Regions from separate parts of the Homo sapiens genome. Here region 2 is linked to region 1. Evidence: chromatin contacts called from ENCODE Hi-C or POLR2A ChIA-PET data. All regions are on one chromosome and are shown on one strand. The core of a region is the stretch at or near the end of the contact, and the rest is flanking DNA. Distances in the headings are between cores, read along the strand shown. Region 1 has its middle 60 kb from the start of CD36. Region 2 has its middle 160 kb from the start of SEMA3C.

Region 1 (6,512 bases), core at 2,365-4,864:
TAAAAAGATGTAAATTTTGACATTAAAAACAAATTGTGATGGGACGGAAAAAAGTCTAGAGCTTTTATGTTCAACAGAAATTAAGATGTTATCTGCTTTAAAAAGTAGATTATAAGGACGGGTGTGGTGGCTCACACCTGTAATCTGAGCACTTTGGGAGGCTGATGCAGGCAGACCACCTGAGGTCACAAGTTCAAGACCAGCCTGCCCAACATGGTGAAACCCCACCTCTACTAAAAATAAAGTTAGCTGGGTGTCGTGGCATGCACCTGTAATCCCAGCTACTTGGGAGGCTGAGGCACAAGAATCACTTGAGCCCTGAAGGCGCAGGTTGCAGTAAGCTGAGATCATGCCATTGCACTCCAGCCTGGGTAACAAGAGCAAGACTCAGTCTCAAAAAAAAAAAAAAAGTAGATTATAACTACAAGATTTTATACATAAGCCTACTGGTATCCACAAAAAAAATAAAAGATAGCAGATATACAAATGATAACTAGAAAAATCATAGCTTAACACTTCAGAAAATTATCAAATCACAAATCACAAGAAAGGAACAAAAAATCTGTAAAACAAAATCAAATTTTAAAATGTCAGTAAGCCTTTACCTATTAATAATAACATTGACTGTAAATGGATTAAAATCTCTAATCAATAGAGTAGATAAATAAATTTTAAAAAGATCCAGTTATATGTTGTCTACAAGATATCCACTTAAGATTTAAGAACTCACATAGCCTGAAAGTAAAAGGATGGAAGAAAATATTTCATGAACATGATAATCAAAAGAAAGCAAGAGCGGCTATATTTACATCTGAAAAAAAAAATTCAAGTAAAAAACTTTTGCAAGAGACAAAGATGGTTATGATTTAATGATAAAGGGTCAATTCATCTAGAAGACACTCTCAGTGTATGTACATGCCACAATTAAGCACCTACAGACATAAAGCCAATATTAATGGACATGAAGGTAGAAACAGATACAATACCATAATAGTAGGGGAATTTATTATCTCACGTTCATCAATGGATATATAAACAAGACAGAAACTTAAGGAAATACTGGACTTAAATTGTACTTTTGATTAAATAGACCTCACAGGCATACAGAGCTTTCCATCCAACAGCTGCAGAATATCCACTTTTCTCCAGTGCACATGGATCATCCTCCAGACCAGATCACACAGTCCACAAGACAAGTCTTAACAAATTTAAGAAGATTTAAATTATATCTAGCATCATCTCAGACCACAATGGTAAGGAACTAAAAATCAGTAACATGAGGAATCTTGGAAAAGTCAAAAAATATGTAGAAATTAAAGAACATGCTCCTGAACAACCAATGGATCAAAGAAGAAATCAAAAAGGAAATTTATAAATATCTTGAGACAAACAATAGAAATATAACATATAAAAACCTATGGGATACCAGCGAAAGTAGTTTTAAAAGGGAAGTTTATAGTAATATATGCTTACATTAAAAAAAGATTCCAAATAAATAGCCTAGCCTTACACTTCAAGGAACTAGAAAAAGAACTAAACACCAAATTTGCAGAATAAAGAAAATTTTAAAAATCAGAATAAAAATAAATAGGAATGGAAAAGCCATAGAAAGAATTGATAAAACTAGGAGTTTGTTTTTCGAAAACAAATTGACAACCATTAGCTAGTCTAGAAAAAAATAGAGAGAGAGACAGAAAACAAAACAGTGGTTACTTCCACTGTAGGGTGTGAATAGAAAGAAGGAAATACAGAGATGTAGGTCAGAGGATACAAAGTAGCAGATACTTAGGATGAACAAATCTAGAGAACTAATGCACAACATGAAGACAATGGGAAATAAAGTTGTACTGTGTTTAAGGGATTCATGCTATGAGATTTTTATCATTCTTGCCACAAAACAAAAATGGGTAACTCTGAAATGAAGAATGTTAATTTACTTTACTGTAATAACACTTTTACTATGTATATGTATCCCATAAGATCATGCTATATAACTTAAATATATAAAATAAACTTTTAAAAATAGCAGAAGGGGACATCAGAGAGGAAGTGAGAGCATTTTATGCTTGGTTAACTAAGGTAAAGAGTTAAAAATAATTCCTTTATGACAGCACCTCTCATTCGTTATGAGAATGTGCTGAGAATCTCCATGAAGAAGCTATGTTATGCAATATTTTTCAAACATATTTTTGCAGAGCAACTTGCAGGACTGGTGTTCTGCAGGGCAGACTTTGGGAAATGGTCCTCCAGACAAATTATAGTCCATACGCCATATGTAAGGGGGGAAGTGCTATTAAAGAGCAGAAGACCAACAGACAGGAGCTTCAAATTTAGTCCTGTCGATAATTTTCTTATTGGACTTTATTGCTTCATCTATAAATTGAAGGAACTGAGCTAAACAAAGTGTTTTGATCTTGAAAATTCTAAATATTTTAAAAAGCTTGAGCTAGTTATAATACACTGTCATAGAAAGTTTTCCCTAAACAAATAAAATTGTATTGTTGCTCTGGAAAGGCACTGATTATATTTTCAAGTCTGAAATTATTCAAGACATTTTAATATTTTGCATATAAGATTTATTTTGAAATTTGTCCTCTCACTTGAGACGTTTTGCCCTATTTAAGCTTCTGTTCAGATTAAAATTGAAACTCTCCTCCAATATTACACGACTGGCTTTTGATATCCTGGGCTCAACTGATGCTTCTCAAACTTTAATGGACATCCTATCACCTGCGTATGTGGTCAGAATGCAGATTCTGATTCCATAGGTCTAGAATACTGTCAGATTCTGCACTGGCCACAAACTCCCAGGTGATCATGCTGCTGTGGGTCTGCACCATAACACCAACCTGAGTTTTAATTCATTTTCTACAACTGCTCATCACTATGAGATTGATCAAGTCAATAAATATTTCTGTGCCTCTGTTTACTCATTGTCAAATAGTGATAGCACACTTGCTTTAATGGCCTCACAAAGCTATTGTGAAGAGGAATTAGATTTTATGTGATGATCTACTAAAATTTATAAACATATCCACGTTGTTCTTTTTTCTTTTTTTTTAAACACAAATTCAATGGTTCACTCAATGGGCATTTTCAAATCTTTTTTCGCATGACATATGTGATATATGTCATTATTTTCTGATTTTTTAACATAATTATGTCACCCTAGTAACTCACTGATCCATAGGAATGCTCTGATTAGGGGTTTGGAATAGTTAGATGTGGGGGAATAAAGGGAAAATATAGATGTTTAAAAATCATAGTGATTTTTACTGTATTAAATAAATACTGTATTTTACTATACTATAAATACTTTACTATAATAAAGGTAGAGTCAAAAATTTCATTGCTGAAAGTGACTTCACTTGTGCTATCCCATATGTAAATGACTTCAGTGTGTGATAGAGAAAACAAAGTTTTTAAAAGATAATTTTCCTAGGAAAAGATAATTGTCCTAGGTCACACAGCATGTTAGTCAAGAACAAGCTTGTACCAAATTCAGGATGACAGAAAACTTACTAATTTTTGAGAAAAGAAAACATCTGCCACATAAACGTGCTTAAATAAGGTGAAGATGAAGACTTTGATTATATTTCAGAAACAGTTTGGACAACCTGATGCAGGGAATACGATTTTAACATGTAATTTGTGAAAATTCCACTAGATGGCAGATGAAATCCAATGTTAGATACAGGAGCGTGACAAGGAGGAAAAATGGAAACGCTATTTCTTTATTGAAAGACTGGGCCTCTGACTTTGGCACATTTATTCAGTGTATTAATATAGTGCCTATCACTGATTTAACATATAGAGATATGCTTCATATAAAATATTTCCTACACATTTTTTAAATTGAACTAATGGCATGGCTACATACGCATGTTACTAAATGGGAAATTGTTCAATATAGTGAGAAAGCATGAAAAAAGACTTGAGTCCTGGTCATAGTTTTGACACTAAATAAAGAAGTGACCTTGAGTAAGTTATCTCACTTGTCTGAATCTCATCTTCTCACCCATAAAATGTAGACAATAAATAATAATGCACTACTAATTTGTAGGGCAGTTGAGGTTGTATGGAAATTGGCTTTATAAACTACAAAGCACAACACAAGTGTTGGTTACTGTTATTTCAAAGCCCCTTTTCCCTTTCTTGACTGAGGCGGTGGGACTGTGAGCCTCAAATCAGGTAAGCCCTCCTTCACCAACCTTCCACTCTGCTAAGCCCTCTCAGTGCCCTCAAGCTCCGGGAATCAAAATCTTTCACTCATTCTGGCTAGTGTTTATTTTGGCTCCTATATGCCTTTGGACTTCTGCAAGTTTCTCTGCTCTGGTTAAAACAGTCTGCTGTTCTATTACTGTGTGTCACAAGGACTTTCATTCCCTCTGTGGGTTAAAGTGTCACTTGGTGCTCATGGGAGAAAGATGGGGAAACTTCTTCATTTTGCTGGAGTCACTTAATTTTCAAATCTATGTGACAGAAGCCGCATAGTGTCCTACTTGTTCCTTCATACTTCCTCTGCCCTTCTAGGATTTTTAACAGCAAGTTTATGCCTCTCTGCTGGTACAGTCTAAATTCCAGTAATTCAAAGATTCATCAACAGTCCAAACTCTGTTTATATCTCCATGAATACTATTGCAAACCACATCCCAGCAATAACGTTTAGTTTAAGATTCAAATTAATGACTACAGTCTGAGACTACATAGAATATCTATTGCAGGCAACACTTGAAGAAAATTTGTGCTATCCCATATTTAAGAGGGGATAGCATGTGACTTGTCAGATCTGTAGCTGCTTAACAGAATCGCTGTAGAATATTTCCCAACGAAGGGTGTATCCAAGGCTTATTATTGGGGGATAATTCGTCACATCCATTAATCAGAGGTTGATCTAGAGACTGCATGCAGAAATAGTGAGAGTCTTGGATGATCTATGTAAAAACATATCTGCCACTTACAGGCTGTTAGAAAGGTGTGTTCTATTGTGGAAACTTTCCCCCTTCCTTTTGCTAAGAATTGTTCACAATGCAACTTAAGATCCTCAACTGTGAACATTATTATAAACACATACTTGCCCTCATTTTTGAGGGGGTGAAGTTGATCCACTGTGATTTCTCTCTGGTAGCATGCCATTCCCAGTTTTCCAGGAGTGACCCTGTATTCAAGCTTTCCACTTTTTCCTACCCATCAAATTCTACCTCCTGAACTTGAATTTACACTGAAGCATAAATACCTGATAATTTCAGAGTAAATTAATTACTTCTACCAAAGCTTTTCACATTTCAAAGCAATCAGAACCGGAAAAGGCAGGAAGAAAGGTAGAGGTTTTAACTGGCCTATAAGGCCCCTAAAATTCCTGCTGCCCTCCCTCCCACCTCCCCCAGTCCTACCCCACCATACACAGAAGACTGAGGTTTCCTAGCATCTTCTATTCATCTATATATAAACACATTAAATTTATTTTTGTTACTAAATGGTGACAAATAATTAGACAGAGTTGCAAGAAACCGAACGATTATGTTTGGAATGATTCAGTCTGAAACATAGGCCATGCTTGTACACTTAACTTTAATGGCTTCAGGAACACATCAAGGATATAAGTAGCCAGCCTTCAGAGCAGAGGCAAATGGGCTACAAATAAAGGCCCATATGATTTTCAACTGCACACAGTGCCCCATAAAATTTAGGACACTACAGCCGGGCGCAGTGGCTCAACCTGCAATCCCAGCACTTTGGGTGGCCGAGGTGGGCGGATCACGAGGTCAGGAGATCGAGGCCATCCTGGCTAACAAGGTGAAACCCTGTCTCTACTAAAAATACAAAAAATTAGCCGGTGTGGTGGCGGGCGCCTGTAGTCCCAGCTACTCGGGTGGCTGAGGCAGGAGAATTGTTTGAACCCGGAAGGTGGAGGTTGCAGTGAGCAGAGATCGTGCCGCTGCACTCCAGCCTGGGCGACAGTACAAGACTCCATTTCAAAAAAAAAGTTAGGGCACTCCATATAACAAACTGTGCTTTTAATTGAAAACTCTGAAGTTGAAAATGGTAAGAACAGATCATCTAAAATGCAAGGGCTAATATGTTATTAAACAGCTTTTCCCTTGAGCAACCCTAGAATGAATGGCAGCAGAATCATTTACATAGAGTGAGCAATAGAGAAGAGGCTAGGTCTTGAATATAGGTGGTTATATATTAATAACCTTGTCTATTACAATACTACTTTCAAGCTCAAGTTAGAGAAATGCTTTGGGAATACTCTTAAGTTTAGCAGGGTCTAAAGCAACATAGAATGGGGCTTCTAATAAGTTGAGAGAGAACCTTGGCATATTCTGCTCACCCCTCTTAACATCATTGTTTGGAGACTGAAGGACAGCTGTCATCCTGTCAGGACCATGCCCAAAGAGCCCACAAGTTTCACCCTGTAACTCACAGAGCAAACAGGCTACCCTGTCAGCAATTTCTCAGATTGCTTTTCATCCACCAGCAGGCTTATTTTCATGTATTGCCATCTA
Region 2 (6,564 bases), core at 3,082-5,581, 380 kb after region 1:
TGAGGAAAAGAGTGTAAAATTATGCTCTCATTACACTCATGCTGTTACTAAGGCCTACAGAGAGAAGGTATTGAGAGGTGACAACATGCTGGCAGCCCTCGCTTGCTCTTGGCGCCTCCTCAGCCTCGGTGCCCACTCTGGCCGTGCTTGAGGAGCCCTTCAGCCCGCCGCTTGCACTGTGGGAGTCCCTCTCTGGGCTGGCCGAGGTCAAAGCCAGCTCCCTCTGCTTGCAGGGAGGTGTGGAGGGAGAGGTGCGGGCAGGAACTGGGGCTGTGCGCGGCACTTGTGGGCCAGCTCGAGTTCCAGGTGGGCATGGGCTCGGCGGGTCCCTGCACTCGGAGCGGCCAGCTGGCACCACTGGCCCCAGGCAGTGAGGGGCTTAGCATCCGGGCCAGCAGCTGCGGAGGGTGCCCCGGTTCCCCAGCAGTGCTGGCCCACTGGCGCTGTGCTCGAATTCTCGTGGGCCTCAGCTGCCTCCCCACAGGGCAGGGCTCAGGACCTGCAGCCCACCATGCCTGATCCTCCCCACCACCGTGGGCTCCTGTGCAGCCCGAGCCTCCCCCATGAGCGCTGTTCCCTGCTCCACGGGGCCGGGTCCCATCAACCACCCAAGGACTGAGGAGTGCAGGAACGCAGTGCGGGACTGGCGGGCAGCTCCGCCCATGGACCTGGTGTGGTATCCACTATGCGAAGCAAGCTGGGCTTCTGAGTCAAGTGGGGACTTGGAGAACTTTTATGTCTAGCTGGAGGATTGTATATGCACCCATCAGAACCCTGTGTCTAGCTCAAGGTTTGTAAATGCACCAATCAGCACTCTGTATGTAGCTAATCTTGTGGGGACTTGGAGAACTTTTATGTCTAGCTAGAGGATTATAAATGCACCAATCAGCACTCTGTGTCTAGCTAAACGTTTGTAAATGCACCAATCAGTGCTCTGTGTCTAGCTAATCTAGTGGGGACTCAGAGAACCTTTATGTCTAGCTAAAGGATTGTAAATACACCAATCAGCACTCTGTATCTAGCTCAAGGTTTGTAAACACACCAATCAACACCCTGTGTCTAGCTCAAGGTTTGTAAATGCACCAATCAGTGCTCTGTGTCTAGCTAATCTAGTGGGGACTTGGAGAATTTTTGTGTCTAGCTCAGATTGTAAATGCACCAGTCAGCACCCATCAAAACAGACCAATCAGCTCTCTGTAAAACAGACCAATCAGCTCTCTGTAAAATGCACCAATCAGCAGGATGTGGGTGGAGCCAGATAAAGGAATAAAAGCAGGCTGCCCAAGCCAGCAGTGGCAACCCACTTGGATCCCTTTTTCTACTGTGGAAGCTTTGTTCTTTCACTTCTTGCAATAAATCTTGCTGCTGCTCACTCATTGGGGCCGCACTGCGTTTATGAACTGTAACACTCACCAGGAAGGTCTGCAGCTTCACTCCTGAAGCCAGGGAGACCACGTGCCCACCAGAAGGAAGAAACTTAGAACATTTCTGGACATCAGAAGAAACAAACTCCAGACACACCACCTTTAAGAACTGTAACACTCACCGCAAGGGTCCATGGCTTCATTCTTGAAGTCAGTGAGACCAAGAACCCACAAATTCCGGACACGGTATCACCTTAAAAGCATGCATTGAATCAATCTTATTTATATTTTTATCTTAATGAAGGCATGAATGATGGAAGATATCAACTTTATATAAAAGAGCTTCGGCCAGGCACGGTGGCTCATGCCTGTAATCCCAGCACTTTGGGAAGCGGAGGCAGGCGGATCACAATGTCGGGAGATGGAGACCATCCTGGCTAACATGGTGAAACCCCGTCTCTACTAAAAATACAAAAAATTAGCAGGGCATGGTGGCGGGTGCCTATAGTCCCAGCTACTCGGGAGGCTGAAGCAGGAGAATGGCGTGAACCCAGGAGGCTGAGCTTGCAGTGAGCCGAGATGCCGCCACTGCACTCCATCCTGGGCGACAGGGCGAGACTCTTTCAAAAAAAAGAAGAAAAAAAAGAGCTTCTACTGCCAGGGAGAGAAGAACCCATGATCTTCTTGGGCTGGAAAATTAACCTTGAGATGCTTAGTAGAAAGGCGCTTGGAATTTACAACATTCTTCCCCTCCACTTTGTAGCTCATATGTAGTAACCACATCCCTATTTTACACCTTTAAATGTGACCCCTCAGTTGATTACATGTCTCCTGTCCTAGCCCCTTTGACACTAGTCTTCAAAAGATCAGATTAAATTAGAAGCATATCTCACGCCTGTAATCCCAGCACTTTGGGAGGCCGAGGCGGGCGGATCACGAGGTCAGGAGATCGAGACCATCCCGGCTAAAACGGTGAAACCCCGTCTCTACTAAAAAAAATACAAAAAATTAGCCGGGCGTAGTGGGGGGCGCCTGTAGTCCCAGCTACTTGGGAGGCTGAGGCAGGACAATGGCGTGAACCCGGGAGGCGGAGCTTGCAGTGAGCCGAGATCCCGCCACTGCACTCCAGCCTGGGCGACAGAGCGAGACTCTGTCTCAAAAAAAAAAAAAAAAAAAAGCGTATAAGCCTACTCATTGACTACTCTATATTAAGCAAGTTGCTGTACCTGTCTGAGTCTCAATTTCCTTATTTATAAATGGCAATAATTATACCAACTTGATTGTTTTTTAACAATACCAGAATGCCTTGCACTTAGTAAGTGATCAATAAGAAGAAATTATTACTGGTGTTATTTGCTTTCCATCATGAGAGAATTTTGTCTGGGCTTTAAAACCAGTTGACAAAACCTCCACCTATCTGAGATTTCTCTGTTACTCTTGGCCTATTCCCAGAACCTTGCCTGCCACAGAGAGGTGGGTCTCCCTGCCAAAACATGTTTTTCTTGTTGATGACGTTGTACTCGCTGCTGTTGAAACCTGTCCTGGCCACCTGTTTCCATCCTCAGCTCCCAGGGGATCTATTAATAGCTAGCACCTGGCCCCTCCCAGTCTGACAACCCCACTGACTCAAGGTTCCGTCACTGGTTTTACTCAGCGAACACGTTGTTGCATTTAGCAAAAACCAGTGAAAAATCCAACACATATCCTAGTGAAATTCAACACACGTTCTCTATGTGAAATATTTCTCCCTCCAGTCCCTCTGTCATTACTAGGTAACTTATGAACACACTTTATGCTTTCACATCACAAACTTGGAAATTGTTTTTAAAAATTCCATGGCTTAGCATTGCAAAAGAATGCAAAAGAAACTAACCATTTTTATTAACATGCCTACTGTATTCATGTATTCTTAGTTTTTGTTCAATTTGGAGCTCATGCTGAGTTCATAGAACTTGACTTATTTATTTGGCAGACTGTCAAAAAATTCAAAATTCCAATTCAAAATGCAATATTATATTTTCCAAACCTAAATGTACACATGCACATATCACTCATAAAGCCCATTTCAAATGCTATTTTCACTGCACTGTTTTTTTTAGCAGTTTTGTTACTTAGTGGAGCAGAATGCTGTTATAATTATGATTATTATTATGGTTGATGTAGGATATATAATTGACTTTTTTCTCATCAGCAAAAAAGATTTAAATGTGATTGTTACTCCCACCTACATGTACCTGAGTTCTGGGCTTTCCTGTCTTAGGTGCGATGAATTGCTTGTGTTTATGGCTAAACGGTGGAGTAGCTCCCTGAAGGCATCTTTCCCAGGCATCTAATTTGAAAAGCCTAAATTTTTGAGGCTGCATGGGTGGATGATCCTTGCAGAAGTCGGAGGCCCTTTGACTCAGGAAGAGAAGAGATTAACTTGACTCCTGGTGATTATTGAGATGGTTGTGCATTAACTCAGCCACCCTGAAGCAAAGAATGTGTGCACCTGAGGGTCCTTGGGAAGGATCTGAGCAGGGTAGACCCAGAAGGCTCTGACCTTGGGAATTTTAGCAATGATCCTTGAGGTCAACCTTGTGGCCAGTGAAGAGGGACACTATGAGGGACTTTCTGAGCGGAACAATATTTGATTCTCATGCTTTTCAGACCATGAAGATCAATGTTGGAATGGTGTGCAGCAGGGACTAAAACCCAGACCTTGTCTTTATTGTTTTGCCTGAATAAAATGAGAAGTTCCTTATATACTACAAGGGAGGAATAAGAAAGCCATTAACCTGACATTGACCTTAAAAGGTAAAGTCACAAGTTTTCCTCACCCATAAGAAAATATTCACTGGCGTGACCTGACATATAATCTCATGGGTTTCATGGATCTGTATCCCTGGGCATTTATGCCCTCACTCTCCTGTACATCTAGGAGACTAAGAGATTACCACAGAATGACTATTTCTGCCTCAGTCTGGAGCAAGATTGAACAATGGTCGTCTGACTGAAGTCACTCCATAAGGAGTACCTGTGACTGTGGAACATCTGCATCTGGAAGGAAATGTAAAGAATAAGTCAGATAGCAGCTATTCTGAATCAACCACCTACTCAATAGTGCTGGTTTTGTACATTCCAAATTCTGGAGTCAGAGTCTTTCTGATCTACCGTGACTTGCTTAATTGCTCTCTGGCTCCTCTTCCAGGTGGATGCAGTCCACAGTGGAACATCTTGATGACTGCCTGGAATCTTTGTGTAAAATAGAAAATGATACTAATTTTCCCTCCATGTGGGTACAACTCCATGGTAAAGTTGGTGAGTGGCAAAGCAGGCTTACCTCCCACCTTTCCTTCTTGGCTGGATATTCTTATATAGATTAACTATACTACCCTGCGCAACAACACTGATTCTTTGTCCAGCTTTCTGAAATTAGTCTTTCCTGGATGGTTCTCTACAAGCAGTCAATAAACTTTTGTGATCACTTAAAAATAATTGTCATTACTTACCCATGATTTCTCTGTTAAAGATGCCCAAATCCATGTATCAGCAGTGAAAAATGTCTAATAAAAGTAAAATTCACTCACATGTATTTCACAAGGCATATTTAACAACAAAAGATTAATGCATTTTTATTGTAAAAATTTAAGAATTAAAGTAGAACTATGTACTTGGAATCAACCTCAGAAATTGAAAAATAAATTTTGAAGGAAAAGAAAATAGATTTTAGGAAGAATCAGAATTGTTGAATGTGGAGATCTGAAAAAGAAAAATGAAAGTTGGAACAAAAAAAATGAAGAAAGAAAAGTATATGCTATAAGTGAAGAAATGCTTCATCTGTTGTCTTTTAGATATCTTTGAATATAAACTAAGCTGTCTAGTTATGGTCACAAATGTAAATAAAGAGTAGAGTTTCCACATCTCCAGAGAGATATTACCATCCCAGACTATCAGAATAATAAAACATTGTTAAAATTGGGGAATATTTTTAAAGTTGGGGTCAATTATGATAAAGAAGGGAAGACTAGGAAATGATTATTACTCTCCTTCAAGCACTTCAGGGCCTATTATCTTGAGAATGCTGAATATTCATTACACTAGAGAATGGCAGCAGAAAGACAACATTTAATTAGAAAAAACATCTCTGTACTTAAAGGATAATTTTAAAAAATAATAATAATAAATTAAAACAAAAAGAGGGAGTACAATATTCATCAACGGTTGATGATATGTACTATTATTCACCTTTGGCTGGAGCAATAGGTAACACCAAAATCTTTATATTTTATGACAATATTTATTTCTTGTTCACATTACATGAGGACCACAGATAGGCTGTAGTTCTTTTTTTTTTTTTTGAGACGGAGTCTGGCTCTGTCGCCCAAGCTGGAGTGCAGTGGCGAGATCTCGGCTCACTGCAAGCTCCACCTCCTGGGTTCACGCCATTCTCCTGCCTCAGCCTCCCGAGTAGCTGGAACTACAGGCGCCCGCCACCACGCCCGGCTAATTTTGTTTTTGTATTTTTAGTAGAGACGGGTTTCACTGTGTTAGCCAGGATGGTCTCGATCTCCTGACCTTGTGATCTGCCCTCCTCGGGCTCCCAAAGTGCTGAGATTACAGGCGTGAGCCACCGCATGCCCAGCCCAGATATGCTGTAGTTCTGCTAGGTTCATCTAATCTTGGCTTAACTTGTTGGCTTGGTTGTGCTTGATTGCACTTGGCTGGGCCTCAATCCATGTGTTTCTTTTTCTGAAACTCAGACTGAAGTTTCCAGATATCCCTCTACCTGGGATATGTTCTAATGAAGGAGGACAGGAATAAGACAGGCAGCTAAAAAAAGCATTTAAAGTTTCTGCTGGGACATGACATCTATAAACATCTGCTCATACTCCATTAGCCAAAGCAAGTCACAGGGCCAAGTACAAAATCAATGAAGCAGGAAAGTGTAGTTTCTGTATTAGTTTCCTATAGCTGCCATAACAAATTACCACAAACTGGATGGCTTAAAATCACAGAAATTTGTTCTCCCACAGTTCCAGAGGACAGAAGTCTGAATTCAGTGTCCTGGAGCTGACATCAATATGTTGGCTGGGCAGCAATCCCTCCAGGGGCTTTAGGGAAGAAACTGTTCTTTGCCTCTTTCAGTTTCTGAGGGCTGTCAGCATTCCTAGGCTTGTGGCCACATCACTCCAGCCTTTGTCTTTGTCTTCACATTGAC

The links. A loop is a pair of places that touch in the nucleus more often than their neighbours do. ChIA-PET counts read pairs that join two places held with the same protein, here RNA polymerase II (POLR2A). Pooled maps may share reads with other maps.
Region 2: a pooled map shows a loop between it and region 1 (2.4-fold over the local background). The contact joins two enhancer-like sites. A Hi-C loop is called at or near these places in 1 of 50 pooled maps. POLR2A ChIA-PET finds 5 or more read pairs at or near these places in 2 of 52 experiments (A673 and PC-9).

The regions. Positions count from the first base shown.
Region 1 is chr7:80,695,562-80,702,073 of GRCh38, forward strand. No RefSeq gene overlaps it. Among named protein-coding and RNA genes, the nearest start is that of CD36, 60 kb to the left of the region's middle. Within about 2 kb of position 3,615, at least 2 of the 41 ENCODE cell types and tissues checked have a DNase peak (open chromatin) inside an H3K27ac peak, as active enhancers do.
Region 2 is chr7:81,070,865-81,077,428 of GRCh38, forward strand. No RefSeq gene overlaps it. Among named protein-coding and RNA genes, the nearest start is that of SEMA3C, 160 kb to the left of the region's middle. RefSeq lists an enhancer at 3,583-4,782. Within about 2 kb of position 4,332, at least 2 of the 41 ENCODE cell types and tissues checked have a DNase peak (open chromatin) inside an H3K27ac peak, as active enhancers do.